2 separate regions of the Homo sapiens genome follow, and region 1 is linked to region 2. A link is a loop called in an ENCODE intact Hi-C map of the cell type or tissue named here. Cell type or tissue: PC-3. All regions are shown on one strand. Links, peaks and the distances in the headings refer to the core of each region. The heading gives the core; the rest is flanking DNA.

Region 1 (15,775 bases), core at 3,147-11,146, 410 kb before region 2:
GTTCCCCATACTAAGCAATGACATGCTATAATTTTAACCAATTTGGCACTGACGAAAAATGATGGATTATAAAGTCATATGTACTAATATCTAGAATATCTAAATCCCAATTCTTAAGCTGTAATTGTGTGTGTGTGCTTGTGTGTGTGTGTGTGTGTGTGTGCACATGAACTCAATTTCAACTTTTTTATGACTAAGGTTATGATTGATTATATGGTGCCAGGAAAAGGCTAAATTTTCTAAGTCCGGGTTGTGTTAGCATTACAACTGGAGAGAATACAGAATGCTACCTGGTAATAACAGTGATAAGAACTAAGACATATTGGACACTGACCATGTGCCAAGCACCTTTGCACGTGTGTTGTAATTTGCTGCTCACAATAGCCTAATGAGGTAGTTAGTATTGTTAACTCAGTTTTACAGATAAGGAAACACAGGGAAGTTGAATAAGATGACCAGAGTCATACAGGTTGTGGAGCTTTGCACTCATGTTTGTCTGATTCTAAATCTCAGGCTGCTCTTAATCACCATATGTAACATTATCTCTTGTTAGTCAACTTTGCTATTTGCATACAAAACAATTTCAGTTTGTTAAAAGTGCCTATTGGAAAAAAAAATATTCACGCTGGGCCAGACGCAATGGCTGACGCCTGTAATCCCAGCATTTTGGAAGGCCAAGGTGGGTGGATCACCTGAGGTCAGGAGTTTGAGATGAACCTGGCCAACATGGTGAAACCCGTCTCTACTAAAAATACAAAAGATTAGCCGGGTGTGGTGGCACGTGCCTGTAGTCCCAGCTACTGGGGAAGCTGAGACAGGAGAATCACTTGAACCTGGGATGTGGAGGTTGCAGTCAGCCAAGATTGTGCCACTGCACTCCGGCCTGGGTGATAGAGCAAGACTCTGTTTCAAAAAAAGAAAAAAGAAAAGAAAGAATATTCACACAGGATGATCTACTTCATAAAATTCTATGAGACTGAATTAGATCAGGACATATCATAATTTTTTTCAGGAAATAAAGCAACAATAATGGGAGAAATATGACTGTTATCATTACTCTCCAGTCTATTGAGCCCCTGCCCCCACACCCTATCGGGTTCAGAGCAGAGCTTGTGAGTGCTGGAAAGGTAACCATCTCTTGCAGCACTGCCTTTCAACGTACAAAATATAAATGGCTAATGATACAGAGTTTCTAGAATTTTACATTAGAATGAAGAGAAAGAAGGTTGATAGTACTGACCTGTAAGACTGACAATGAAACTACACTCTAAGGGCTAACCTCTCTGCTCAGTGTTGTTTATGAATTTTCATGTCTAATCCTCACTATAACACTATTGAGTAGCATTGTTGCTTTAACTTTACCCCTGATAAAATTGAGACACAGTGAGGAAAAGTAACGTACCCAAGGTCACGTCCCAGCAGTACCACTTGGAAAGGCAGGATCCTACCCATGTGCAACGTGCCCTCTGCTTAATCATGATCACCAAACTAGGAAACATTCTCCTCCTGTGAATGCGACTTGACTTTTGAGGATAAAGATGAGGGATGGAGAAGACTCATCTGTAAAGGTATAAATGTAATCATTTAAAAAGTCCCGTATTAAAAGGAAAAACCCAGTGAATTTTTTGGTGGTATATTGAATTAATCTCTTTGTAACATAGTCAAAATTAATAAGAACCACACTTATTTCAGAAGCTGGGGAGCCAGGCAAAGGACTCTCCACATCACAAGAGAGTCCAGTGAAGTAGCTACTGGTAGAAAACTAAACAGCAGCACCTGAGCCCTTAGGTTCCTTAGGGAGGGACCATGGGGGACCCTGGGATTAATAAAGAAAGGAAACAAGTGTGTTGGAAAAGGCCTTTCCCTGCCTTCTTGAATGATCTATTCAACATACCCTCAATGTTTTTATTTTCCTTCATTCCTAGGGCTGCCTTGCTATCCTGACTTGTTCGATGATAATGATTTGACACAGAAATGATAGTTTTAAAAAAAGTAAAACTCCTTTTTCTGCCATGATTATAGTTTCTACATTTATTGATTAATTCAACTATTTGTTAAATCCTTAATGTGTGCCAAGCAATCCTCAGCTCTCGGAATATGAAAATGAACAAGACAAAATTTCTGCCCACATTGGGTGCATGTCTAATGGGAGAAGATAGGAAATACATAAGAAGAGATGGAGCCCTAGATAGTGACAAGTGCTAAGAAGGGAATAAAGCACTTCCCTGTGAAGGGAAAATGTGAGCAGAGGCTGCATGATGTGTGGAATTGAATAATAGGGTAAAAGCTGGGAGAAGCTTACAGTTGGAAAGACTAGCCCAGGTACAATGTAAGGCAGGAATGAACTTGACGAGTTTGCTGTATAAAAGGATTATGGTGTTTTTTTAGATTATGTCATGATTTTTTTTTTCTTTTAAATAACTTTTATTTTAAGTTTAGGGGTACATGTGCAGGTTTGTTACATAGGTAAACTTGTGTAATGGGGGTATGTTGTACAGAATATTTCATCACCCAGGAATTAAGCCTAGTACTCAACAGTTATTTTTCCTGATCCTCTCCTTCCTCCCACCCTCCACCCTCTGATAGGCTCCAGTGTGTGTTGTTCCCCTCTATATGTCCATGTGTCCTCATCATTTAGCTCCCGCTTAAATGGTAGAATATGTGGTATTTGGTTTTCTATTCCTCCATAGTTTGCTAAGGATAATGGCCTCCAGCTCCATCCATGTCCCAACAAAGGATACGATCTCATTCTTTTTTTATGGCCATATAGTATTCCATGAGGTATATGTACTACATTTTCTTTATCCAGTCTATTGTTGATGGGAATTTATGTTGATTCCATGTGTTTGCTATTGTGAATAGTGCTGCAATGAACATTTGCATGTATGTGTCTTTATAATAGAACTATTTCTATTCCTTTGGGTATATATTCAGTAATACGATTGCTGGGTCAAATAGTATTTCTGTCTTCAGGTCTTTGAGCAATTGCCACACTGTCATCCTCAATGGTTGAACTAATTTACACACCCACTAACAGTGTATGAGCATTCCTTTTTCTCCACAATCTTGCTAGCATCTTTTATTTTTTTCACTTTTTAATTATAGCCATTGGGACCAGTGTGAGATGATATCTCATTGTGGTTTTGATTTGCATTTTTCTAATAATCAGTGATGTTGAAATTTTCTTCATATGATTGTTGACTGCATGTATGTCTTCTTTTGAAATGTTTGTTCATGTCCTTTACCCACTTTTAAATGAGATTGTTTATTTCTTGTAAATTTGTTTTAGCTCCTTATAGATGCTGAATATTAGACCTTTGTCAGATGCACAGTTTGCAAAAATTATCTACCATTCTGTAAGTTGTCTGTTTACCCTGTTGATAGTTTCTTTTGCTGTGCAGAAGCTCTTTAGTTTAATTAGATCCTATTTGTCCATTTTTGATTTTGTTGCAATTGCTTTTGGGGTCTTTGTCATGAAATCTTTACCTGTGCCTATGTCCTGAATGGTATTTCCTGGGTTGTCTTCCAGGGTTTTTATAGTTTTGGGTTTTACATTTAAATCTTTAATCTATCTTGAGTTGGTTTTTGTATATGGTGTAAGGAAGAGGTCCAGTTTGAATCTTCTGTGTATGGCTAGCCAGTTATGCCAGCATCATTTATTGAATAAGATGTCCTTTCCCCATTGCTTGTTTTTGTCAACTTTGTTGAAGATCAGTTTGTCGTAGGTGTCTGGTCTGATTTCTGGGTTCTCTGTTCTGTTCCATTGATCTATGTGTCCGTTTTTGTGCCAGTACCATGAGGTTTTGGTTACTGTATCCCTGTAATATAGTTTGAAGTTGGGTAACATGATGCCTCCAGCTTTGTTCTTTTTACTTAGGTTTTCCCTAGATGTTTGGATTCTTGTTAAGTTTCATATGACTTTTAAAAAAGCTTTTTTTCTAGTTCTCTGAAGAGTGCCATTGGTTATTTGATAGAAATAACATTGAATCTATAAATCGCTTTGGGAGGTTTGGCCATTTTAATGATGTTGATTCTTCCTAACCATGATCATGGAATGTTTTTTCACTTGTTTTTTGTCATCTCTGATTTCTTTGAACAGCGGTTTGTAGTTGACCTTGCAGAGTTCTTTCACATCCCTGGTTAGCTGTATTCCTAGGGATTTTATTCCTTAAGTGGCAATTGTGAATGGGAGTTTGTTCTTGATTTGCCTCTCAGCTTGACTGTTGTTAGTGTATAGGAATGCTAATGATTTTTGCACATTGATTTTGTATTCTGAGACTTAGCTGAAGTTGTTAATTAGCTTAAGAAGCTTTTGGGCTGAGACTATGGGGTTTCCTAGATATAAGATAATGTCCTATAGTTTGACTTTCTCTCTTCCTATTTGGATGCCATTTATTTATTTCTCTTGCCTGGTTGCCCTGACCAGAACTTCCAATACTATGTTGAATAGGAATGGTGAGAGAGGGTACCCTTGTCTTGTGCTGGTTTTCAAGGGGGAATGCTTCCAGCTTTTGCCCGTTTAGTATGATGTTGGTTATGGGTTTGCATAGATGGCTCTTATTATTTTTACGTATATTTCTTCAATGCCTCAATTCCTTATAGAGACTTTTTAACGTGAATGGATGTTGAATTTTATCTAAAGCTTTTTCTGAATCTATTGAGACAATCATGTGGTTTTGTCTTTAGTTCTGTTTATGTGATGAATCACACTTATTGATTTGCATATGTTGAATTAACCTTGCATCTCAGGGATAACACTTACTTGATTATGGTGGATGAACTTTTTGATGTGCTACTGGAGTTGGTTTGCCAGTAGTTTGTTGAGAATTTTTGCATCAGTGTTCATCAAGGATATTGGCCTAAAGTTTTCTTTTTCTTTCTTATGTCTGCCAGGTTTTGGTATCAGGATTATACTGGCCTCATGGAATGAATTAGAGAGGAGTACTTCTTCCTGATTTTTTTTGCAATAGTTGTAGTAGAAATGGTACCAGCTCTTCTTTGTACATCTGGTAGAATTCAGCTGTGAATCTGTTTGGTCTTGGGCATTTTTTTTTTTTTTTGGGTTGGTAGGTTATTTATTACTGCCTCAATTTCAGGGCTTGCTGTTGGTCTATTCAGAGATTCAATTTCTTCCTGGTTCAGTTTTATCATGATTCTTTACTTACATGGCTGTCTTCAGAAGCAGAATGTTATGACATAGTTCTTGTTCATCTTTTATTCTTAGGTACTAGCACAGAGTTTGCGATACATTGGTATGCAACATATATTTAACAAATGAATAAGTAAATTGGAACTATTTTTTTCTAGAAGCTGTAGTCACAGTCAAATAAATAAAATCTCCTTACCCAGAACTCAGGGTGTTTATTAAGATATATTACATTGTCAACATTTTTTGGTCTTCTTTGTTCAACATATGAAAGTTATAAATATGTCTATGTTCACTGAGACAAAATTATGACAATAGTTTTGTTACATATTTTCCATTTGTTAGATAAGCCTAAGGTGTTAAATCTACTTCATTAAGAAGTATTATTAAATACCATATTAGCATCATTTATACTTACTAATAAAGTTTTCTGGAGTTTAGATCCTATGATTAGTTTGAATAAAATGACCCTGTAAAATTGAATCTTTATATCTGATTACATAGTGTATTATAGAATACCAGTACTCTTCAGAATGATGATATAATAAATTTGGAAGATATGAAAGCTTATAGTGTTTTACAGTGTACTGTTTGAGATTTTAAAAGTGGGTGGGACTGGCCCAATAGCCTTGTGTGCTGATAGTTTCCACATGGAAACACAAATTCTAAGAATTCCAGAGCAACAACATTGGTATTATATTAGTAAAAAATAAAAATAAAAATCCCATTGGAATTGAGCAGATCTCTATGAGATACATATTTATTGATTGATGACTAACAGAAATGCTTATTTATTTTGCCTTTGCCTTTGTGATACTGCATAGTGGCTGCCTTGTCAAGTACTCAGCAATTTGAACAAGTCTGTGGTTTCAGTTTTTAGTCAGCGTAATGCTTTTTCTTCTGTTTTCTAAGTCAGTCTTTGGTAATTGCCTACTGAAATCTTTGCTTTATGGGCCTCCATATTTCAAAAATCCTGACAGCATGAATGTCTGTAATCATCCTTCCCAAGGGGAGCTCTTTCTTCTAGAACCAGAACCCAAAAGAGGAGATTCTGCTTCCCATTTTCTTCCTCATCTCTTCTCACTCTTTTAGCAGAGACTGACAATAAGAAGGAAGCCAATCACAGGGATACCATTTCTACTCTAAATGGATTCAGATCTCAAAAGAGAGAGGCTCATTCAAACCATTAATTTTATTTTTTTCCCTAATCTTCCCTTTCCCATTAAAAAATATGGATAGATATCAATCAGACTGAATTTCAGGGAAACATTTTTGCTGTAGAATCCCAGCCAGATGACTGACACTCAAATGGTTTTTAGAAACCCTTTAGATCGATCTTGGAGTAACAAGCTCCTTAGGGAGCATCCTAAGTTAGAGTTAAATTCCATTCCTTTGCTTAAGTTCTTTCTGCATTGTTTCCACCGATCTACATGCAGAATTTTATGATCCCAAATTCCACTGGGCCTAAGACTCTATTTTTATCTATTCTACAATATGGTATATGGAAAACTCATTATTTTATTTCTTTTTTTACAGGCTCCTGCTGCTAGTAATTACTTGAGTGGTTTTATAGATAAAGATTCAGGGACACAATTCTCTTTATATATAAAATATCTTTTCATATTCCCAAATTTCCAGGAAGATTGATTTGTATTATTTGTTTTTTGGTATGTGATTATAGTTCAACTGCTCAGGATTTGTGAAAACAATACGAAATGAAACAAAACAAAACATTGTCTTTACTGACAGTAACTTGGAAGGAAATTTTCATGTTTGTTACATTTTTTTTGCAGAACTAAATAAATTTGTAAGCAAAAGTCATAAAATAAGGTTAATAAACCCTTATATTGATGCAAAATTAACATTGGTCACTTGGCAATCAGATAAAAATTCAGCTCACAAAACAGCATTTTGGCTGCAATCAATGCTTATGAAAACCACGAGCAGTTTGTGTAAACCCTGCTGGATTTGGCAGCGCTGGGAGTCAGCTGTGATTTCTGAGCATAATAAATGCATTGGTTTGAATTCTCCTGTCTGTTGTATGTAAGGTTTGTCTGGAGCTCATTCAGATTCAAGATGCACTTTAAGACAGAATTAAGAGAGGAACTAAAGGAAAGAAGCAATTCTTCCATTTCATATCTTTTTATTGGAGTGTGGACCTACTGGGTGATTGATGCACTGGACATAGATAATTTTCAGAAATGAAAATAACATTGCTTGCATTTGATCAGATTTCACCCACAAAAATGACTAAGGCCTTACCAGAGTTGGCATCGGATGAAACCTTAGTCCTTTATGAAAGGGAATCATCTGGCCTTCTATTTCTGAAATAGACTAAAGATTACTCATTTATTCTTTGCAATTACAGCCATCAGATCCTTTGAAATCTTGGAAGGCGTGAGATGATAACATGACTGTCACACAAATCCATACTGAAGAGCCAAGTATTAAAAAATTCCCCATGTTCACATACCAAAGGGTCACTTATGAGCTGATGCATATCACTGATAACCATAAGATTGTCAACTTAATGTCTGGGCAAAGAGTGAAAACAGAAAATGCATTCTACTCTTCACTTCTTGGTTTTAAATATAAGAAGCATTATATATATATATATGTATATTTATATATACATATATATTAAAAATATAAACATATTTTTAATATATATAAATATTAAAAATATATATATAAATATATATATAAACATATATATATTTAAAAACTGTACTCCTTAGTAATGGTATCAATAGAACATATGCAACTGGAATGAGGATACCCTTAAAGGAGGCCTTTCTTATTAGATGAAAAGGTCGTTATTTTTTTACAATCGAGTGTTATAAAATTCAAGGTAAAATGGCCAGATTGTAGCCTGAAGCTCTGAAGACAAGGAATACCACTGGTCCTTCTTCAGCTTCCCCGACTCCTGGACACCCGTCCTGGCCTCTCTAGTCTCCCCTTAGCTGCAAAGTTTCAGCATGGAAGCAGAGGATGCTGGAAATACTTGAAAGGGCTCAAACAGCCACTGAGATACTTCTCTTCTAAAGCCATCTAAAATGTCATTTCAGATACTCCTATCTTTTGAAAAAAAAATTATATTAATGTATGGAACAGTAAAAGGCATTGGATTAGGATTTAGAAAGCTGAAGTTCCAATATTTTCTTTGCTGTATACTTACCACTAAGCTTTTTAATTAGTATTAGTTTTTTCTGAAAATTAAAGACACTTCCTGGCCTCATGTCACAAAGTTGTTAGATGAGTCAATATGAGACAAGTATCCTGTGAATTGTAAGGTGCTACATAAAACTCATTTTTATTATTGTCTGCATCTAACCAGTAGAGCAGCAAACATTTGTCATATGATTCAACATTATTATTCTTTCGTGCTTTTATTTTCTACTTCCTGAAATAGCCTTACCAATTCTCCCCTTCTCCAGTTCCTGCAACTTTTTTTCTCAATTCATTTACCCTGTATGTGTCATCTAACTTTTAAAAATTGTTTCATCCCATACTGATCACTCTTACCCCTTTTGTGCTTCATGATTTACCACTGGATTAAATGTGGCCTTGCAGTACTCAAAAGGTTCCTTGATCTTAAATGCAGTTTCTCAAGTAATTTTGTAAACTTTCAGCTACTTCATTTCTATGATGATGATATGCATGTGTACTTAAAATAGCACTGGGCAAATTTGGCTTGTCTAGCAGGATGGTTTGCACAGGTTGAGTTTGGCTACTGTGATCTGGAACCCTGTGTGTTGACCTCCATATACTATGCTCCATAATGCTATGTTTGGTTCACCATGACCAAAATATCTTTCCTCCTTGGCTAGCCATATCCTTAGATATTTTATTTCTGCCTCTAGAACCTTGAATCTTTTACTTCGTTCAACAAAAATGAATTTGAGTAAGAATAACTAGCTTATGGTGTGTAAGCAAAACAAGCTGGAATATCAAGAAAGATATTCTTGAGTGGTGTATTAGTCTGTTCTCACGCTGCTAATAAAGACTTAAGTGAGACTGGGTAATTTATAAAGAGAAGAGGTTTAATTTACTCAGTTCCATATGGCTGGGGAGGACTCAGGAAACTTACAATCATGGCAGAAGGCACCTCCTCACGGGTAGCAGGAGAGAGAATGAGAATCAAGTGAAGGAAGAAATCTCTATAAAAGCATCAGATCTCATGAGAACGCACTCACTATCATGAGAAAAGTATAGGTGAAACTGCCCCTATGATTCAATTATCTCCACCTGGTCCCGCCCTTGACATGTAGGGATTATGACAATTCAAGGTAAGATTTGGGTAGGGACACGGTGCCAAACCATATTAAGTGGGAAGGAGCTTATAAAGAGAGAAGGACAAGAATGCCTACCTCTTTTATTTTTTATTCACACTTTTAACTGGATTGGAGGGGGAATAACATTGGATGGGAGGGGGAATTGTCTTCAGTTGTAAAAATAAGTTACTAAATCAAAAAATCAAAATAAAAAATAAATGTGCCCTGAGTTCATTAAGCAGCAAAATGCTCCATGAAGAGGAATATTCTAGGAAAGAATGCTCTGAGAATATTTTGTTGTATTTCTCATTGTTGCATTTATCAGTATTGCAATCCTATCTATTTCTGATGAATGTGGTGGCGGTTACCCAGAGGTCTAGATTCAAATGGTTCCCTGAAAATCAAAAATGTTAAACTGAAATTACCATTTTCAGCAGAATCCCCAGGCACAAATTCTGTTATTGCCATCTAGCAGCCTGTGTTCTTGTTCACGCTTCTGTGCAAATTTACAAACACCATACAGTTGCCTTCTTGGGTAATTATAGAGCCTCAAAGTACTGGAAAGAGGTAGCACTTAATAACACACATTACGAAAACATGGTAACTTAGGAAGTAAAAACACTGCTTAACGGATACCATTGTAATGGGAGCTGCACAGTGGGGCGTCCATAATAATCAGAATACATTTAATGTATGTACTTATGCCAACTGTAAAAAGGTTGCAAACAACAGCAGGCGACACAGTATGTTACACCGAGTGGAAAAACTGAAATAGAGAACAAAACACATTCTTGACTTATTAAGCCACAATTTTTTCTCTTAAAAGATGATCTAACATCATAAGTCTATCCACAGAATCAATTATTTGTTTTCAATTCTAGTGTATTTTGGCTATAAACCATGAAATTATCCTTATTCAAACTCAGTTTTAGTTGAATTCTAAAATATCAATATGGTTGAATATATAAAACCCATTCCAACTGTTTAACCTTCTTGTCCATATAGACTCAATTGTGTTTTTTAAAAAGCACATTTATTCCTCTTATCCAAAGAACTGTTCAAGATAATACTCCCTTTAAGTAAAATGCATATAAGCTTTAAATATTATTGCAAGATGTGGGTGTGAATTTTGATGGTAGGGAATTTCCTGATACAGCGTAGTACCACCAACAGTGCAGTTTTGTAGTGGTGAAAAAATAGAAATATTCAATTTTCTTTAAAAAAACCCCACAAGCTGACTGTGAATGCAGAGTAGTTTAGTAATTTCTTGATGTTATATGAAACAAGAGTTTGAAATAGTAACAGAGATGTATGCAAAGAAAAGATTTATTTCAGTAGTACCTTGGTATTCATTTAATAAAATTAGATTCTTCAGAAGGTCTCCAAAATTAGCTAAATTGTGGTTTCTAAGAGTCTTTTCTTAAACAGAGCAACTGTATCTTATAGCTATGAGAGCTATAGCTTTTGCTATAGCTAGCTCTTGCTTCTTTCTCATATTTAAAAACTTTATATAATTGTATAATGTTCAATTCCTGCCTACTCCAGTCATCAGCAATAGGAATTTCATTTCATGACCCAATAACACCAAACCATATTCTCTCCCTTCAAAAATCTCCAGCAATGTTAACATGTTCTACAAATAAATACTGGTGCTATTCTCATCCCACCAGCTAAAATGTCCATACTACTTCTATTGCAAAGTTTTGAAGTCATATTTTGTTGTCTTCCAAGAGGGTTATTCAGGTAGCAACTGGTCCATCCCATAATGCTTTACCCCAAATGCAGGCACAAGTTCTTCCTTAATTTTCTAAAGTATGATTAACTACAGGATGTAACTTTTTAAAAAAATACTTAATTGAGATATAATTTATATGCCATAAAATTCATCCATCTTAAGTATGCAATTCAATGAATTTTAGAACATTTACAGAGTTGTACAATCATCATCACAGTTTTAGAACATTTTCATTATCCTAAAGAAGACACTTCCTGCATATTTATAGATATCCCCCATTCACACCCCCAGCTCTAAGCAAATGCTAATCTACTTTTTGTCTCTCTATATTTTTATTTTCTGGACATTTTGTATAAATGGAGTAATACAATTTATGTTTGTATGCCTCTGGTTTCTTACAGTTAGCTTAATGTTTTTAAGGTTCATCTATGTTGTAACAAGTGTCAGTACTTTGGTCTTTACATTGCTGAATAGCATTTTACTATATTAATATACTGTATCTTATTTATCAATTCACAGGATTCAACATTTTCAAAACTTCGATGAATGGGGAATTCCACTTGTGGCATGCTTGAATAACAGTGTAAAAGTTGCCTCACCCCTGCAAGCAATTAGAAAATAAGGCAAAACTGAAACTACTGTTTTCAAACAACAGGCTCCCAGGACTGCCATAATCAAGAGAGAAGAGAAAGTAATGAAGTCAGTTCTGTGATGGTCCTGGCTTTCTATGTGAAGGAACTTTTCATATTGTGCTCAAATTGGGGGAACTCAAACTTAGCACGGTAGTCTCTGAGTTGAAGAGATAGGGATCACAGGAAAGGGAGGCTGATGGAGCTGGTATTTAAAAGAAAGAGTACTGGAAATAAAAAGACTACATAGAAAAAGAGCTACAGTAACTGGTATGGTTTGGCTCTGTGTCCCCACCTAAATCTCATGTTGAACGGTAATTCCCAATTACAGTTGGGAATTGATGGGGACTTGGTGGGAGGTGATTGGATCATGTGGGCAGATTTCCCCCTTGCTGTTCTCGTGGTAGTGAGTGAGTTCTCACAAGCTGTGTTTGTTTAAAAGTATGTAGCAATTCCCCCCTTAGCTTTCTCTCTCCTGTCACCACGTGAAGACATGATTGCTTCCCATTCAGCCTTCTGCCATGATTGTAAGTTTCCTGAGGCCTCCCCAGTCATGCTTCCTGTACAGCCTGCAGAACTGTGAGTCAATTAAACCTCTTTTCTGTATAAATTATCCAGTCTCAGGTAGTTTTTTATAGCAGTGTGAGAATGGACTAATACAGTTGTCTTCCTAAAGACTCCTTTGAATATTTTGCTAAAGGGTAAACACTAGAGATCTATGAGGTAAGGCAAAAAAGTACCTGGGAGCTGTAAATGGAACATTTCTCAGAGTTCTTACAGGGCTGGGATATGTTTAAATTTTTACCAGCCAGAGTTGAGAGAACTCACCAAACAGCATATACTAAGTAAAGACCCCAAAAGCCATGTATTCAGAATAGGGCTAAACTAGCCCTCATGTAAAGACTATTCTGGACCCTCCCTAACAATGCTTAGAAACAAACCTCAAAAGGATCACTTTGATGCTAAAGTGTATTAACACCAGCCCAAACAAAATTCAACATTCTTTAAGGGAATATAACTGAATCTAGACACTAAGCAATGTAATTCACAATGATAAACATCCAATTAATAATTACAGTGAATAATTACTAGACACATAAAAGAGCAAAAAGGTGACTCATAATCAAGAGAAAAATTAGTCAATAGAAACAGAAGCTAGGAATGTCAGATATGATACAATTATTAAATAAGAACTTTGAAATGGTTATTGGAAAAATGCTCAGTGATTTAGAGAAAACTCAAAATAATGAGGCAAAATAGGAAATAGAAAGTAGAAATAAATGGATCCTGTAAGGCTGAAAAATAGAACATCAGAAAATAAAAATTCATGGATGAACTACATAGCACATTAGACACTACAGAAAAAAAATTATTGGTGAATTTAAGGTATAGAAATAAAACATACACAATTAAAAAAATCTAATAAAATTGCTTCAGTGATCAAAGTGACAGTATTAAATCATCTAAAAACTGTGTTGTTGCAATCTTTCCAGGAGAGAGCAAAAATACTTTTGAAGAAATATCAAAAATTTTCACATTCAACGAAAATTATAAACCACAGATCAAAGCAGCTCAATGGAGCCCAAGCATGATAAACACAAAGAAAACAGACCAAAGTATATAATAATGAAATTGCTGAAAACCAGCAATAAAGAGAAAACTTCAAAAGCAGCCAGAGACAAATGGCACAGGACAGGGGGTGAAAGATAATGTCTTCTAAGAAACCTTGAATGAAATAGTGTGACATTTGAGAAGAAACACTGTCAGCCAGAAGACAGTGGAACAATCTTCAAAGTTGCAGGGAAAAAAATTAGCCTAGAAATCTATAGCCAGCAAAACTATCTTTTAAAGTGAAAAAAAGGACATATTTAAACAAACGAAAATTATGAGAATTTGTCACTAGGAGACCTGTACTACAAGAAAATAAATGATTCAGATGGAAGAAATTACATCAAATGAAAACTTGAATTTACACAGAAGAATGAAGAGTGAAGAGTTGCTAAAAATGGTTAAAATATGAATTATTATAAAATATTTTTCCTCACTGAAAAATATTTTAAGGGATAATTGAGTGTTTAAAGCAAATAGTAACAAGGGACTTAAAGTTTTAAAGTAGAGTTAGAAGAATAACATGACAACACTAGCAATAAATAGAAAGCATGTAAGATTCTTATATGTGCAGTATCAAAATGCAATATGAAGGCAGGCTGTGAAAGTTGAAGTTGCATATTATAAACCCTACAGCAATTACAAATTAACCAATCAATTAAAAATATTCTAATAAGCCGTTACTGGAGGAAAAATGAAATACAAAAAATGCTTAGTCAAAAGAAGTCAGGAAAGGGAAAAGAAGAGATAAAGCAGATAACAAACATCTGGCAAGATGGTGGATTTATCCAAACATATTAATGATTACATCAAATGTAAGTGGTTTAACTATTCAAATTAAAAGGCATCGTTTATCAAACTGAATATAAAATACAATCCACTTATATGCTGTCTATAAGAAATCTACTTTAAATATAAAGCTATAGATAAGTTAAAAATAAAAGAATGGGAAAAGGTACACCATGCAAACACTGATTAAAAGAAAGGTGGGAAGTGATTATACTAATATCAGACAAAAGTGACTTCAAAACAAGGAATATGTTCAATAATGAAAGAAATTCTTAATGACAAAAGTTAACTGCCAAAAAACATAGCAACCCTAAATATGTATTCACCTAATTACAGATCTTCAAAATTCATGTGGCAAAACTGACAAAGTTAAAAGAATGAATAAATTTATTATTGTTCTTTAATGATAAATTAAATTGTTTTATTATTTAATAATAAATTAAAGATTTTCACATTCTCTCTCAAAAAATGATAAAATGCAACACTGAAAATCAGTAAGAATATTGTGAAAAATACTATTAACCAACTTGACCTAATTGACCTTTCTAGAATGCCAAACAGTATGGTACATGTTCTTTTCTAGTGCTCAGGGAAAATTTACCAAAGTAGCTGATGTCTTGAAACATAAAACAAGTCTCAATAAATTCAAAATGTCTGATAACATAAAGCATGTTCTCTAATCATAGTGGAATTAAATTGGAAATATCTAACAGGCATATAGATTGGAAAGGAAAAAGTATACTGTCTTTATAAATCAACAGAAGTTAAGAAACACTGTTCTAAATAACCCGTAGGTGAAAAAGAAAATAAGATGGAAAATTAAAAGATTTTAAAATTAATAAGAGAGAAAACATAAGACATCAAAGTATGTGGGGGAAACCTAAAGCAATCCTTGAATTTTATAGATTTAGATACTTGTCATGCTCATGTTGGAAAAGAAGATAGATCCAAAAATCAGTGACCTAAGTTTCCACTTCAAGAAACTAGAAGAACAACAAATTAAACCCAAATTTAATTTTTAAAAATAAATAAAAGGATAAGAGCAGAAATTAGTAAAATAGAAAGTAAACAAATAATGAATAATAAAAATACAATCAACATCTAGTTACTTTGAAAGATCAATAATGTTTGTTGTTGTTGTTGTTTTTACCTTAAGTTCTGGGATACATGTGCCGAATGTGCAGGTTTGTTACATAGGTACATGTGTGCCATGGTGGTTTGCTGCACCTATTGACCCATTCTCTAAGTTCCCTCCCGTCACCCTCCATCCCCCAACAGGCCCTGGTGTGTGTTGTTCCTCTTCCTGTATCCATGTGTTCTCATTGTTCAACTCCCATTTATGAGTGAGAACATGCAGTGTTAGGTTTTCTGTTTCTGTGTTAGTTTGCTGAGAATGATGGCTTCCAGCTTCATCTGTGTCCCTGCAAAGGACATGATCTCTTTCCTTTTTATGGCTGTGTAGTATCTCATTGTGTATATATACCACATTTTCCAGTCTATCACTGATGGACATTTGGGTTGGTTCCATGACTTTGCTATTGTAAATGGTGCTTCACTAAACATATGTGTGCATGTGTCTTTACAGCAGAATGAT
Region 2 (15,775 bases), core at 4,850-12,849:
TGTCTGTCTCTGAAAGACAGAGACAGAGACGGAGACAGAAAGCAAATATGTGCATCTAAAGAAGAAAAATGAAAAGTTTGGGCTAATTGGACTGATAATATTCCTTTAAGGGAAAGCAGTGGCCTATGTTTTGGAAAACTCTTTGACTTGTTATTTGCCTGTGAAAGATTAGGGCCTCCTGACCTCAGTCTAGAGGGATACCATTTTGTAAACATAATTAGTTAAATGGCAAAACAGAAAAAAGTAGCAGTACTTTTGGCATTGTTCCTGTCAATTAGAGAAGCTGAATAGACTAGGAAGAGAAAATAGCACAGTCTATTTGACTCTAGAATCAAGGGGTTCCTTGTTAGAACTATATTTAAATATAATTGGCTTCCTTTGGAATTCTGTGTATTATTCGTTCAAAACTTTATTCTGAGAAAACATTCATGAGCTTCATCAGGCCATCAAAGACACTTAAAAATTTTTTTAGACATACTACTCTAAGGAAAGATGTTTCTAAATGGCAGTGCTGAAAACTGGAGCAGTAGAGAAACCCAACAGGAAAGAGATTGCACAGTAAATTTCTAGGCATCACAGAGCAGTTATATTTGAAATAGTTTATTTTCTGAGCTCTAATTACCTTCCATCACTACCAAATCTCTGATTAAAAAGCTTAAAAATTATGAAAATCCCAATATTGATGCTCTTCAGTGGAGAGAAAGAAAGGGTGGTGGTTCTTTTTATTATTATATTTTCAGTTCTAGGGTACATGTGCACAACATGCAGCTTTGATACATAGGTATACATGTGTCATGTTGGTTTGCTGCACCCATCAACTCGTCATTTACATGAGGTATTTCTCCTAATGTTATCCCTCCCCCAGCCCCCCGCCCCCAGACCGGCCCCCGTGTGTGATGATCCCCGCCCTGTGTCCATGTGTTCTCATTGTTCAACTCCCACTTATGAGTGAGAACATGGGGTGTTTGGTTTTCTGTCCTTGTGATAGTTTGTTTAGAATGGTGGTGGTTCTAAGGCAACTGGCAGCAAACACGGAGAAGCCTGAGGGATCCCACAGAGACGTTGGGGAAGAGGGCAGCGCTGAATGATTTAGGCACAATCGTGTGGCAAATATCTTTATCCAAAATGTGCTAGAGGAAGAGCACCCGCAGGAATGGTAAGGAGGAAAGAAACTACATCTTGCTGTTGTGGGGCAACATGATTGCAAGAGAAAGACAACTCCAAAAAGACAGAGAACTTGGGGATGACCAGGAAAGAGAGAGTTTACCAACCAAACTTCCTGTTACCTACTTATGTAAAAGAGACCATATAACATATTGTAACTTGCTTTCTCATATTGGAGGACTTCTCATTTTTAATAAATATGTTTCTATATCATCCTCAATCCTAATGACTGTTGCCTCAATATGTGAATATACTCTAATTTTCCTTATCCTATAACTTATTTTTACGCATGTAGGCTGCTTCCTTTCTTTTAATGTTTATAAATGATAAGTGTCCAATGCCTCGTGTATTTGTTGAATAAATACACTGAATGCTACAATTAAGATTCTTTAAATTAAATTTTGGACATTTGTTCAATTATCTTATAATAAGTTATTAGAGGTGAAATGTTTAGTCAAACAGTTTGTATACTTCTTAATTGCAGCAATTACAAGTGAAAACCCCTTTATCAATTTGTTCTAAGTTTCCATTTGCATATGGCAATTGAGGCGAGTAGACTACTTTAATTAGGAGATAATGAAACATTCATAACAGCTCAGTAAATCTGCCTGTTGGAGTTTTGCTTAAAAATTTCATCTGGGCTATGTGTTTAAAGTAAAATATCAGCTGTCATTCTTATTTTATACAGTTATGAATATGGGCATGAAGTAGATTCATTTTTGTTCATATTTTTGTATGTGGAATATAGGCATAATAACTCCTACATTGAACAGATTAAAAGCTAAATTCATCTGCATAGAAGTGTTAATAGATCTTGCTTCAATGTGGACAAGCTATTCTGGACCTACTGACCAACTGCCATGTTAAGGGGTCCTTTCACTGAAACTTTGAGTTTGTCCTACTTTTTCTTATATCCCATATTTTGCCTGGATTATGTCCTTAGTAACAGCTTCAGGAACAATGAATATCAAGTAAAGTTCCTGAGTGCCTGTGTATCTGAAAACATTTTTATCTGGCCCTTTAACTTAATCGTCATTTAGCCTGATACATAACTGAGAGTTCAAAATAACTTTCTCTTAATACTTTAAGATGTTGCTTTATTATCTTCTACTGTTAAGACACTGTTAATGAGAAGTCCAGTTCCACTCTGATAGCTCTTCCTGTGCAGATAATCTATTTTTTCCCAGCTAGAAACTTTAAAAATATTCTCCTTATATTTAGTGAATTTCATGAAAATCCATCCAGCTAGGAATCTATCCTCATTAATCCTATTGATACTTAGCAGCACGAATCTGAAGATTTTCTTAAGTTTTGCTAACTATTCACCCATTCCTTTTTGGTTGGATGTTTTATTCCCTTTATTTATTTTATTCTGAATTTCCTATTTGTTGAATATTCTGCCTCTTAGGTTGATCCTTGATGTCTCTTGTTTTGTTTTTTTTTTTTAATTATTTCCCCTCTTTTAAACTATTTGTCTGAGCTGGCTCCTCAGTTTTATTTTCCTGCCCTTTGAATGTTTCATACCAACTGCCACAATTTCTATTCTAAAAACTCTTGGACTGATGGATTTACACAGAGCTTCATTTATAGTTGTATGACTAAAATATCTTCTCACTTATTTCTATGACTATTAATTAGATTTTTTTTTAAAATTCTGAATTATGTCTCTAATAGACAACCACTGAACATCACTTGAACTCTATGTGTGTGGCTCAACTACAGCAAGTCAGCAAGCTGCCTTTCTTCCTGAGAGAATGAATGAAGAGGGCTTTTGGGTTGGAGCACTAGTATCAGTAACATCAACAATTGAAATCCACCCACTCTAAAGAGCAGCTTTCCAATTGGATGTACCTAAGATGACACGGTTGTTAAATCAAAGCCATAATTATATCACAGTGATCCCGATTCTAAGACTGGTGCTCTTGCCCTTATACTTTTGGCTGAGTGACTTAACAGACATGATCATGGCCAATTAAATTTTTTATCATAAAATTTTAAGTATTTCACATAAGGCATCGGCCCTTTATAGGTTACCATAGTATGATATGTAATATAACTTATATAAAATTATATCATTTTTGAGGGTATGAGTCATTTACGATAATACATTTATACACATTTATAGAAGTTTTCATGTGTGCAAATAGTTTATTTAAGACATCTTAGTTTGAGTAAGCTCTACTGTGCCAAGAAGGCTGAGTTTTCCTTGAAATGTCAATGCTTTAAAGTCTAAGGAAAATATTCCACAGCTCCATGGCAGCTGTTTTCAGGGAAAATTATAGTTAGTAGTTTATGGTTGCCGTAGCATCCCCGTTAATACCATAGCAATGAGGTTTAAATTCTGTCAGAAACAAAAAGTCACTGTATTTGTATGGGCATTTCTACTTTGAAAGTTAAGGCTGAGTCAGAGTTTTCAGCTAGCAAGACTCAGATTTCCTACCTTTCAAAAGTACTCTCCAGTGGGGTGAGGGGTGTATCACCTGACCTGCCCACAGGGGCACCTAAGATAAATGTGCCAGGCAACAGGGGAGTCGGGGGGATACCTGTCATATGGAATCCTTGGCAAGTTTCACGCAGGGCCTTCCTGAGTAGCCAAAGGGCTTTAGGGAGAAATCTGAAAAAATGAATTTCTAGTGTAAGTATCACAAAAAAGAACTAAATTAATACACATTATCTTTGCAGCAGTTGACTTTCTCAGTACAGGCAATTACAGAGAAGGCTTACCCCATACTTTAGCCACACTGCTGTTTCTTCATGAGGACATCTGAGCTTCCCCTAAGAACAACCAAATGTCCACTTCCTCAGAGAAAGAAGTTCATAGTGCCACTGGGAAATTTAGCCTCTAAAGATTTATCAAACATATTCTGTGGAGGCTGTCAATTCTTGCCATCAGTTAGCAAAGCAGAAAAGCCAACAGCAATAGGGATTTAGAGTGCCATAGAATTCTAACTTGTCTTGAGGTCACTAAAGTTTTAGCCTCACTTCTTTTTAGTTAGCTGTTAGTTTCTTTGGTAGATTGTATTTTGAAGGAGTAGAGAATACATTTTAATAAACACAGGGTAGTAGACTGGATGATACATTTATGTGGAATGCCTCAGTGGAGTAAGAAATATAAAATTAAGAGCTAGAATGCAGACATCTTTAGAAGAAAAGTGGATAAGAGAATAAAGGACAGGAAACATATTTTAAATGACTCAACAACTTAAGCACAGTCTGAAAAACATTCAATAAGTATATGGTTGTTCAGGGAGGATATTAAAAGATCGAAAGTGTTGATCTGTGATTGGGCAATATCAGCATAACTATATTGACCACCCTGGAGGTAGAAATGTTTTCTGATTGGCCATTGTGAATATGCTTTAACATGTGTGTGGATGACAGATGTGTTTAGATGAGTCTCATCAAGAGGGCAATGTTTTCACTAATGCACTGGATTTGTTCCAGCAACAATGGAGGCACACCCATGAATAAAAAGACAGAGGCTTGGGTAGTGATGTAACTTCAAAATAAAAGGAAAGGTTGGGTGATATCAGTTTCTGAAACTTCCAATTAGAAGGAATAAGTGCATCCTTCTGTGCTTTCTATAATGCCATGTGTTGTGATGTGCTGTTGCTCAGTTAAGTTCGATAATACTTTTCCAAGAGTGATGCAGTGACTAGCTTCAGGAGAATTTTAATTCAAATGCAATGGCCAATATTGTACAGTGTCTCAAGAGATCAAATTCCATTTGGCAGTCTGGCAGATGGATAAAAACATGTTGGTCTACTTTAAGACAAAGTCACATTTTACTAAGTGGCAAAGACTGTAAATATTAATAGCTTAATAATAATAACTAATAATATTTAGAAAGGCAATTTTAAATTGATTCACCAAAAGATATTTAGGGCTGAAGAACTTAATTCTGCATTTGTATACATACTTAACTCCATGATTTATGTATTGATAATCAAAAAATGTATTTAGCCAGGTCAGTTAGACAGCCAATATAATTTAAATTTTGCAGCCTTAGATCACTCTTAAAGTATATGTTTATTATTTTATTATTAAAATAATCCCTAATCCTATTTCTATGTTATCAATAAGGACATTCTATAGCAGAATTCTAAGCAAATTCTGATGGCAGAGATTTCTTTCTTTCTTCTTTTTTTTTTTTTGAGATGGAGCTTATACCTTACACAGAAAAACAGGAAACAAGTTCAAATTTAAGAAATAATATAATAATTTTTAAAAGTTCTGAGAACAACCTCTGCCTCTTGTTTAGCCTAAAGTATGTCAATTGGCAAGTGCTTTTTGGATTACCAATACAAGTGAAAAAATGCTATTCAGCAAGATGCCGCCTGTCAGTCACACCCTGGTCCTTGGCCACCCCTGTGCAGCCAGCTACAGGACCTTTATGGATCACTAGGGGCCTTCACTACACTTCTGGAGAAGCTTAAGTCCTCTCCATGGAAACACAGGAGCTGACTCAACCCCCTCGCTGTGCATTTTTTTCATCCTCCACCCTACTCCCCCAACTATTTTTTTGTTTCGCTTGTTCCATACTGAGTAATCTTTTTCTGTCTTTTGGTTACACTCTTTAAGTCCTGTTCAGAGAGTTAAGTGCAAATGCTAGGCTCCTAAAAAGCCTATTTTCTGAAGTGAGTAAAAATTATGGGCAAAAATGAACAATATGAAATAACCTTTTCAGTGGGAACCTTGAAAGACATGTTGATATTTTAAAGAGCAAAGTTTGCCTTATCAAGCCCTGAATGCCTAAAGGGAAAAAAAAAAATAAGAAAGAAACAAGCTCTATGTCCTTTCCAAACTTTCACCTTACCTTGACAAATAGACTCTTGCTGTTACCCTTTGTATGAGTTTTCTACGGCTGCCATAGCAAAATGCTACAGACTGGATGGTTTAAACAACAGAAGAATTTTCTCACAATTTTGGAGGCTGAGAGTCTGAGTTCAAGGGGTTGGCAGGTTTTGTTTCTTCTGAGGCCTCTCTCCTTGGCTCCCAGGTGGTCGCCTTTTTGCTGCGTCCTCACATGGTCATCCTCTTTGTCGACTGTGTCCTAATCTCCTCTTTTTATAAGGGCACAGTGGTATTGAGTTAGAACCCACCCTAAAACCACATTTTAACTTAAGTACCTCTTTTAAGGTTCTATTTCCAAATGCAGTTGATGGCAACAGCTGCTGCCATTACCCCGGCTGCAGCAGAGAGGAGGGCTGGGGCTGCACACTCTGTGGAGTCAGTGGGAGCCCCACTCCTTCTGATTTGGGGCAGAAACTTCCCGGGTGCCACTGCAGCCGCCCAAACCTCAAACCTCGGCAGCAGATCCAGGCCCCCTGCTTCACGTAACAGGCAGGAGCCCCACCCTCCTGCAATACGTAGCGGGGCTACATCAGCCAAAACTGCAGCTGTGGATCCGAGCCTTCCTGTGCTCTTGGAAGGGGCTGGGAACAGGCAGGATCTGCCCTCCCTGGTGCAGTTGCAGCCACCCAACCCGCTGCTGCTGACCTGGCCCTCTCGCTCCACGAGCAGGCAAGGGCCAGGAACAAGCAGGAGCCCCGCCCCTTCCGAGTTGATGGGGCTGGAGCTCCCTGGGTGCAGCTGCAGCGGCCAGACCCACGCATCTCTGCTGCCTGCCCCCTGGCGGCTGGGAAGGCCCGCATGTCTCTTCAGGCTCCGGGGTATCTGATCCCGCTGCCCGGTCTCTCTCCTCTCCTGGCACCCGCTGGGATCTCAAAGCTGGGTTGGGGCCCAGCCCTTGGGCCATGAATGGCTGCAGGAGGCAGAAAGATTCCTGTGCCGAAGGGGGTTGGTCCCTGGTAAGGCCCCTCCTTCAGGAGTTGCCCCCTGCGGGTCTCCTCTGAGCTGTTAGAACACTCAATAAAGCTTCTCTTCATCTTGCTCCCCTTCCGCTTGTTTCCATACCTCATTCTTCCTGGATGCAGGACAAGAACTCGGGCAAAGGCACCACCTGCCACAGACGTTTCCACCTGCCACAGAGATATTCCACCCTAAATATCCTGTAACACAGTCACATTCTAAAGTACTGGGGGCCAATACTTCAACATATGAATTTGGTGTGTGAGGAGGGGCACAATCCAGCTAATAATACCCTTCAACAATATCTTAATGTTTATTATCTTTGATGATAATTTTTTATAATTGTGTCACGGTACATAATTGTTGCTATTGTACTGTTTAAAATAAAGCATTGCAAATTTTAAGACAAAATACCTTTTGTTTTGTTAGTGGACATTTTGTTACAGAAACATTAGCGATGTCTTTTTGTGTCTACATTATAATTTAGTTCAGATCCTTGATCAGTGTCCCTTTAAAAACATAGTATAAGTCTAAACTTTAAATCTTAAGATGTTACCTGTATTAAGTATCTAATATTTTCAAACTGACTGACGTCTTTATTCTGTAGAATACCTTCCAAGATTTTTGTTGTTTATTTTTTATGTGATATACGTAGTTACAATATTAAAGGATATAAAATTTCATAAGAAAGCATAAAAGGGAAAGAAAGGACATGGTAGTTTCTAAAGTGGGAGCAAGAGGAGGAAAAATGAAGAATATAGCCAGAAATGACAAAGAAGTCACTGTCAGATGGAGTACTAAATTGTCTACAGCTTGTGGGAGGCAGTGGAATGGCAGGTATCAAGGTCAGGTGTCCACAATCGTGTATGACACACGGGCCGTTGCTAACTTTAAATAGATTAATGATTGTGACCTTTCAACATGAGACAGTGAGCTTAATTTTTTTAAATCGACGGCAGGTTACATATTCATTTCATCTAAGGTGGTTTTCTGTGTGGCCATTTTTAAAAACTGTAGTTCCATATTATTTTGCTCATGTCCATAGTACAGATATCTAAAAATTAAAAACATATCCAATCTTAACACTAAGTGTGTTTTTCTTTCTTTTCTAAGCAAAAATTAAGAAGATAATAGTACTTTGATGGTGAATGTTGCCCAGGGCTTAGCCAGAAAAAAACAAGTCTTGTGGCACTAGTTGGAGTTACAGCTAGAAGAATGGACTATGCGGGAGGTGAAAGATATTTCCAGGGGACTGTTTATTAGCCTTGCCCTGATGAACATCTTTTTTGCATGGTATTCTAATGTTGCTAGTGTCTAAAAGGTATGTGATCTTTATCTACATTGCTTTGGATTTTCAACATGTGTTATTTTTCTTGGTAAGAATGCTAGAGTTAAAACAAAGGAACAAAACATGCTAAAGCACAAAAATTTGTTCACAAAGGCATCTATACCTCAATACAGAAGTCTATCCATTCTATCCATACATGCATCCATGAAGTTCATTTATGTGTATGTGAGTGGGTATTTTGTCTTAGCAATAGTATTTGCAATAAAAGACACATAAAGTCACAGAATTGCATGTCTTTCTCTTCATGTAATTTTACAAATTTACTTTTAAAATGGTCCCTGTGTTTTCTGTAAGCTAAGGTGATCTTTGTGAGGTTGATGAATAGTCACCAAATGTATTCATTGGCATCTGTTCCCAGAGTGTGTAAGTGCTTGTATAAGACATTTGTATAAGACATTTAATTTTACCCACAAAACAATATGTTACTTTAAAATTAATTGTGCAGGTGTCTTGATTACAAATAGCTCAACTATAGCTTTCATTTCCAATTTTATCTACATATTATCCCACCAAAGGAAATTACCTCTTGAGGTTTCAGAGGGATATCCATTTATTGCTAAGTTTTCTCTAGAGTTGTCTAATTCCATAGTGCCACCAATAGGTTTCTCATGGTACATTTACTGTACTGGTGGCGTTTACATTTGAAATTGGAAACGAGGGTGAATTTCTGATTCTTTTCTACAGTGATCAAATCTATAGTGATTTAAATTTAAATCTTGTTGCTCTAAGCAATACTGAACAAAGAAAAACAAAACAAAATTTACAATTGCTTATTTATACTCCATTTTGCTGAAAGCACTATGAGTGATACAGAGCTATGTAACACAGGACCTCTGAACCCAAGGAAATTCCTCTTAGGCCTGTTGTTCTCGGGAATGTTCTTCCTGGAGACTGTTCAAGAATGCTTTTTTTTTTTTTGAGATTCCAAGCTCTTAGGAGGGAGCTGGTTGGTGACTACACTTACTGAAGGGAGTACTATTCTCAACTCTCTTCAGTGTTCTCATTTTGGCCCATAAAGCAGGGAAGTGCATCATTTAGAAAAGGAAAGTGAGCATCCATGGCTTGTCTTAACTCTCTCCCAGAAAAAGAAGAGAAGTAACTTACCTGACTCATGGGACTAGGAGAAGGAAATGAGCCTGCTCTGCTCTACCCTGAGAGCTCTCTTTTTTCCTGACAGCAAAGTGGTTCTCTGCCCCAGGCAAGCCTTCACAAGACCATCTGAAAGCCATCTCACTCTATCCAGCTACCAGGGTCTGCTGTGTGAGGCAGGTATTTTCTGAGCGTGTGTGTGCTCTGCAGACACCAATCCTTCCTCAAGTGGGTTAGCCCTCAATCTAGATGAGACATAGAGGATAAGGTGGGTCACAGGGCCATAAAAGGCAGATTGTATTTCCACATCTAAGCCAGATTCTCCAAGCCAGCCTTGTCAAGAATAAAGCCAATAAATCTGATTACTACCTCTAATTTTAAAATTTTGTTTGAAATTTAGAGAGTAGAGATAGATAATACGTGTGAATCCTCAAACACTCATGCAACTAAACATCCAGCAATGGAAACTTAGAGTTCTCTACATAATCTACAACTTTTGACAAAGATACATGAACCTGGTAGTTTTTTGTTAATAATAAATTTACACTGGCTTCTCAATGAATAAATATGTCAGAAGACCATGAATTGGTATTCTGAAAGTACTGAAAAAATAAAATCACTAAGCAAGAACTCTGTCCTGTGAGAACATTCTTCCAAAACAAAGCTGTAGTTAAGGCATTTTAAAACAAAAATATGTAAGTTCAGAAAAACTTTATCTCTGGCACATTTTCACTAAAAGATATACCTCAGTCTAAAAAATAATAATAATGTCAGAGGCAAACGTGGAGATAGCGGAAAGAATAAAGAACAAGTAAAATGGTAAATATATGGGTAGACATAAATAAATATTGACTACACAAGTTTTGCTCTTGTTGCCCAGCCTGGAGTGCAATGGCATGATCTCGGCTCACTGCAACCTCTGCCTCCACGTTCAAGCAATTCTCTTGCCTCAGCCTCCCGAGTAGCTGGGATTACAGGTGCCCATCACCATGCCCGGCTAATTTTTGTATTTTTAGTAAAGATGGGGTTTCACCATATTGGCCAGGCTGGTCTTAAACTCCCGACCTCAGGTGATCTGCCCTCCTCAGCCTCCCAAAGTGCTGGGATTACAGGTGTGAGCCACTGCACCCGGCTGGGTCTATTGTTAATATTATATTTCTTATTGGCTATTACGGTAAAAGACAAGTTTTATTTCAGTTAATTCACTCAAATTAATTTCATGTGAATTCAAATAAATTTCAAAGGAGTACATACTACAGTACTAGGGTGAACAACAGAAACCTCAGTAAAACTATTATTTGTTTCTGTATCTATCCTAATAAAATTATTCATCAAAATTATAGTTCAAAGACCTGTCCTGAGAAAAAATTGTTTTAAGTATCTGCTTTCTAGAGTACCCTAACTACTCATAATCAATATTCCCCAAAATTGAAAAAATGCTAATTATATATATTATTATGCTATCATTAATTCATAAGAAGTCTATATGGTTTACAAAATGTATGTGGGGGAGAAAAGGTATAAATCTTTTTTCTATGCCATCTTTGTTCCTTGAAGTAGATGATGAAGTTATATGTTGTTATTCTTTATTTTTGTATAAGCTCCCCCTTCTTCATGCAAGTTTTCTGAGATGAAAATAACTCTAATAGGTCACTATAATCTGTTTCTACTCACTACACTCCTAACACCAAATGTATGGGGTTTTCATCCCACACCAACTAATTCTCCAACTTTCCTGACACCAGCTGGGTATTCAACTAATTCTTACACCCATTACCCAGAATTAGTGCAGACCCCTCCAGTTAAGGGTTCAGTCCTACAATGCTGCCTCTACTTAAATGCCAACTGCAAGTCCTGGGCATCCCATATTTCTGACCAACCAGCAATAAATCAGCTGTGACCTCTTCCTTGGGTTTGATAATTTGTTGTAATGGTTCACAGAACTCAGGAAAACACTTTACCTTACTATTACTAGTTTATAATAAAGGATATTATAAAGAATACAAATGAAAGGCCCAATGAAAATGTATATAGAATGAGGTCCAGAATGGTCCCAATCACAGTAGCTTCTGTCCCCATGGAATTGGGGTTCACAGCCCGCCATCCCTGGCACAAGGATTTTGTTCATCAACCCGGAAGCTCCCTGGACCCAGTACTTTAGGAGTTTTTTATGTGGGTTTCATCATGTAGGCATGGTTGATTGTAAACTCAGTTTTCAGCCTCTCTCCCCTCCCCAGGAGTTAAAGGAGTGGGGCTAAAAGTTACACCTCCCATTCTGAAGCTATCTAGAGGCCTGCCAAGAGTCTCCTCTTGTGAACAAAAGATGCCCCTCCCACTTGGGAAATTCCAAGGGTTTTAGGAGCTCTGTGCCAGAAAGCAGGGACAAAGACCAACCATACATTAACATCACTCATGATATCAAAATGTCACAGTCACCTCTTAGGTTATCACTACTCTCTTTGCCCACAGAAATTTTGAGTAAAAGTATCCTATGCCTCACTCTGTTGACAGATAAAAAATGAGGATGGAAGTGATTATTCCTTGCTGGTATCATTCATATTCTAGATGACGACTGGAGGCCACCAAATAGGCCTTATTTAGTTCAATAGCTGTGTTTCTTCCAGTGGCTGATACACCACAAGTTACTACCGTTTATCCTTTAACTCCTCTAAAGTGTGCTGCTCGGGGCCAGCTCAGTGGGCACCTCTGACCACTGCCATATCTGATGAGGCTTCTAGAGGGGGCAGTTATACATGAACAATTAATCACTGTATTCCTTGCCATCTTTTTCTATGCTGTGTGTCTCCCTCATTTTGTACAAAGTTGGCATTAATGAATGTGCTATTGAACATTCATTGGTTGAATAAATGAATAATGAGTGGAAAAATGAATGAAAATTGAGTTCCAGTAATAGAAGTTCAAACTCCAATTAGCCTGCCACGGACTAGTTTGACATTGGGCAAGAAAGTAAGTGTCTCGTGTGTAAAGTGGGAATAATAATAAAGATGTAAGTAGAAAGAGTATGTTATTTACCACTGAAAATGAGACACTTTTGATTGTGAAAAGGGAGCTAAATATAGAAACTATAAAAATGTTTTAAATGTTTATAAATTGACACACAAAAGGATTTCATTATATTGTGGGTCCCTATAAAGTGGTACTATTTAGAAATCATTTTAAAAATGAAATTATTTCTAGAAAAATTGTTTAAAAATTATAAATATTCATGTACACTATATCAAAATTTAAAAACTTTTTATATTTATTATTTAAACATAAACATTAAGCAAAATAACTATTCTTGATACACTCACATATTTTATCCAATATCATTCCACTTAAGTTTTTTTGAAAAATATACTTTTATTTGATATGATTATGTTTAAATTTTGGATAAAATTGTTAATGCCTTTCATTCATTTTTTTCTATAGTTCATATAAATTGTAATTGTAAAAATTTTTCTTCATAGATGTTGACATGCCTGACATGCTTGGGACAAATTCTGTTAAATGAAGAATAGTCTCAAGACTACATGTTTTGCATTAAAATGTGTATTTATTTTAGAACAACTATTTTGACAAATACTGATTTTAGGTGTGCATTCAGGGTAACTTTCTTATTGATTGATTGATTGACTGATTTCACTTTAACTTCTGGGATACATATGCTGAACGTGCAGGTTTGTTACGTTGGTATACATGTGCCACGGTGGTTTGCTGCACCTATCAATCCATCATCCAGGTTTTAAGCCCCGCATGCATTAGGTATTTGTCCTAATGCTCTCCCTCCCCTTTTCCCCCATCTCCCAACAGGCCCCAGTGTGTGATGTTCCTTTCCCTGTGTCCATCTGTTCTCATTGTTCAACTCCCACTTATGAGTGAGAACATGTGGTATTTGGTTTTCTGTTGCTGTGTTAGTTTGCTGAGGATGATGGTTTCCAGCTTCATCCATGCCCCTGCAAAGGACATGAACTCATTTTTTATGGCGACATAGTATTCCATGGTGTATATATGTCACAATTTCTTTATCCAGTCTATCATTGACGGGCATTTGGGTTGGTCCCAAGTCTTTGCTATTGTAAATAGTGCTGCAGTAAACATACGTGTGCATGTGTCTTTATAGTAAAATGATTTATAATCCCTTGGGTATATAGCCAGTAATGGGATGGCTGGGTCAAATGGTATTTATGGTTCTAGATCCTTGAGGAGTCACTGTACTGTCTTCCACAATGGTTGAACTAATTTACACTCCCACCAACAGTGTAAAAGCATTCCTATTTCTCTACATCCTCACTAGCATCTGTTGTTTCCAGACTTTTTAATGATTGCCATTCTAACTGGTGTGAGATTGTATCTCATTGTGGTTTTGATTTGCATTTCTCTAATGACTAGTGATGATGAGCTTTTTTTTCATATGTTTGCTAGCCACATAAATGTCTTCTTTTTTAATATATTTTTTTATTATACTTTAAGTTTTAGGGTACATGTGCACATTGTGCAGGTTAGTTACATATGTATACATGTGCCATGCTGGTGCGTTGCACCCACTAACTCATCATCTACCATTAGGTATATCTCCCAATGCTATCCCTCCCCCCTCCCCCCACCCCACAACAGTCCCCAGAGTGTGATATTCCCCTTCCTGTGTCCATGTGATCTCATTGTTCAATTCCCACCTATGAATGAGAATATGCGGTGTTTGGTTTTTTGTTCTTGAGATAGTTTACTGAGAATGATGATTTCCAATTTCATCCATGTCCCTACAAAGGACATGAACTCATCATTTTTTATGGCTGCATAGTATTCCATGGTGTATATGTGCCACATTTTCTTAATCCAGTCTATCATTGTTGGACATTTGGGTTGGTTCCAAGTCTTTGCTATTGTGAATAATGCCGCAATAAACATACGTGTGCATGTGTCTTTATAGCAGCATGATTTATAGTCATTTGGGTATATACCCAGTAATGGGATGGCTGGGTCAAATGGTATTTCCAGTTCTAGATCCCTGAGGAATCGCCACACTGACTTCCACAATGGTTGAACTAGTTTACAGTCCCACCAACAGTGTAAAAGTGTTCCTATTTCTCCACATCCTCTCCAGCACCTGTTGTTTCCTGACTTTTTAATGACTGCCATTCTAACTGGTGTGAGATGGTATCTCATTGTGGTTTTGATTTGCATTTCTCTGATGGCCAGTGATGATGAGCATTTTTTCATGTGTTTTTTGGCTGCATAAATGTCTTCTTTTGAGAAGTGTCTGTTCATATCCTTCACCCACTTTTTGATGGGGTTGTTTTTTTCTTGTAAATTTGTTTAAGTTCTTTGTAGATTCTGGATATTAAACCTTTGTCAGATGGATAGGTTGCAAAAGTTTTCTCCCATTCTGTAGGTTGCTTGTTCACTATGATACTAGTTTCTTTTGCTGTGCAGAAGCTCTTTAGTTTAATTAGATCTCATTTGTCAATTTTGGCTTTTGTTGCAATTGCTTTTATTGTTTTAATCATGAAGTCTTTGCCCATGCCTATGTCCTGAATAGTACTGCCTAGGTTTCCTTCTAGGGTTTTTATGGTTTTAGATTTAAGTCTTTAATCCATCTTGAGCTAATTTTTGTATAAGACATAAGGAAGGGGTTGAGTGTCTGTTTTCTGCATGTGGCTAGCCAGTTTTCCCAGCACCATTTATTAAATAGGGAAATCTTTCCCCATTGCTTGTTTTTGTCAGATTTGTCAAAGATCAGAAGGTTGTAGATGTGTAATGTTATTTCTGAGGCCTCTGTTCTGTTGCATTGGTTTATGTATCTGTTTTGGTACCAGTACCATGCTGTTTTGGTTACTGTAGCCTTGTAGTATAGTTTGAAGTCAGGTAGCATGATACCTCCAGCTTTGTTCTTCTTGCTTAGGATTGTCTTGGCTATACAGGCTCTTTTTTGGTTCCATATGAAATTTAAAGTAGTTTTCTTTCTAGTTCTGTGAAGAAAGTCAATGGTAACTTGATAGGAATAGCATTGAATCTATAAATTACTTTGGGCAGTATGGCCATTTTCACGATATTGATTCTTCCTATCCATGAGCATGGAATTTTTTTTCCATTTGTTGGTGTCCTCCCTTATTTCCTTGAGCAGTGGTTTGTAGTTCTCCTTGAAGAGGTCCTTCACATTAATTGTAAATTGTTTTCCTAGGTATTTTATTTTCTTTGTGGCAATTGTGAATGGAAGTTCACTCATGATTTGGCTCTCTCCTTGTCTATTATTGGTGTATAGGACTGCTTGTGATTTTCACATATTGATTTTATATCCTGAGATTTTGCTGAAGTTGCTTATCAGCTTAAGGAGTTTTTGGGTTGAGACAATGGGGTTTTCTA

The links. Peaks named below come from ENCODE experiments on the same cell type or tissue, not always from the same donor. Only the 100,000 strongest peaks of a DNase experiment are listed, where the experiment ranks them.
Region 1: it touches region 2 in a loop (6-fold over the local background); 2 of 110 quality-filtered maps call a loop at or near these places.

The regions. Positions count from the first base shown.
Region 1 is chr6:113,283,607-113,299,381 of GRCh38, reverse strand. No RefSeq gene overlaps it. Among named protein-coding and RNA genes, the nearest start is that of LINC02518, 140 kb to the left of the region's middle. In PC-3, for the core only: no CTCF peak of the experiment used is centred there; no DNase peak of the experiment used is centred there; H3K27ac peaks cover 967 bases.
Region 2 is chr6:112,871,044-112,886,818 of GRCh38, reverse strand. LOC105377950 (a long non-coding RNA gene) reads right to left here and starts at 6,702. Exons shown (of 4, transcript XR_942885.3): 1 at 5,981-6,702; 2 at 3,708-3,778. RefSeq lists an enhancer at 6,152-6,680. In PC-3, for the core only: a CTCF peak has its summit at 8,914; no DNase peak of the experiment used is centred there.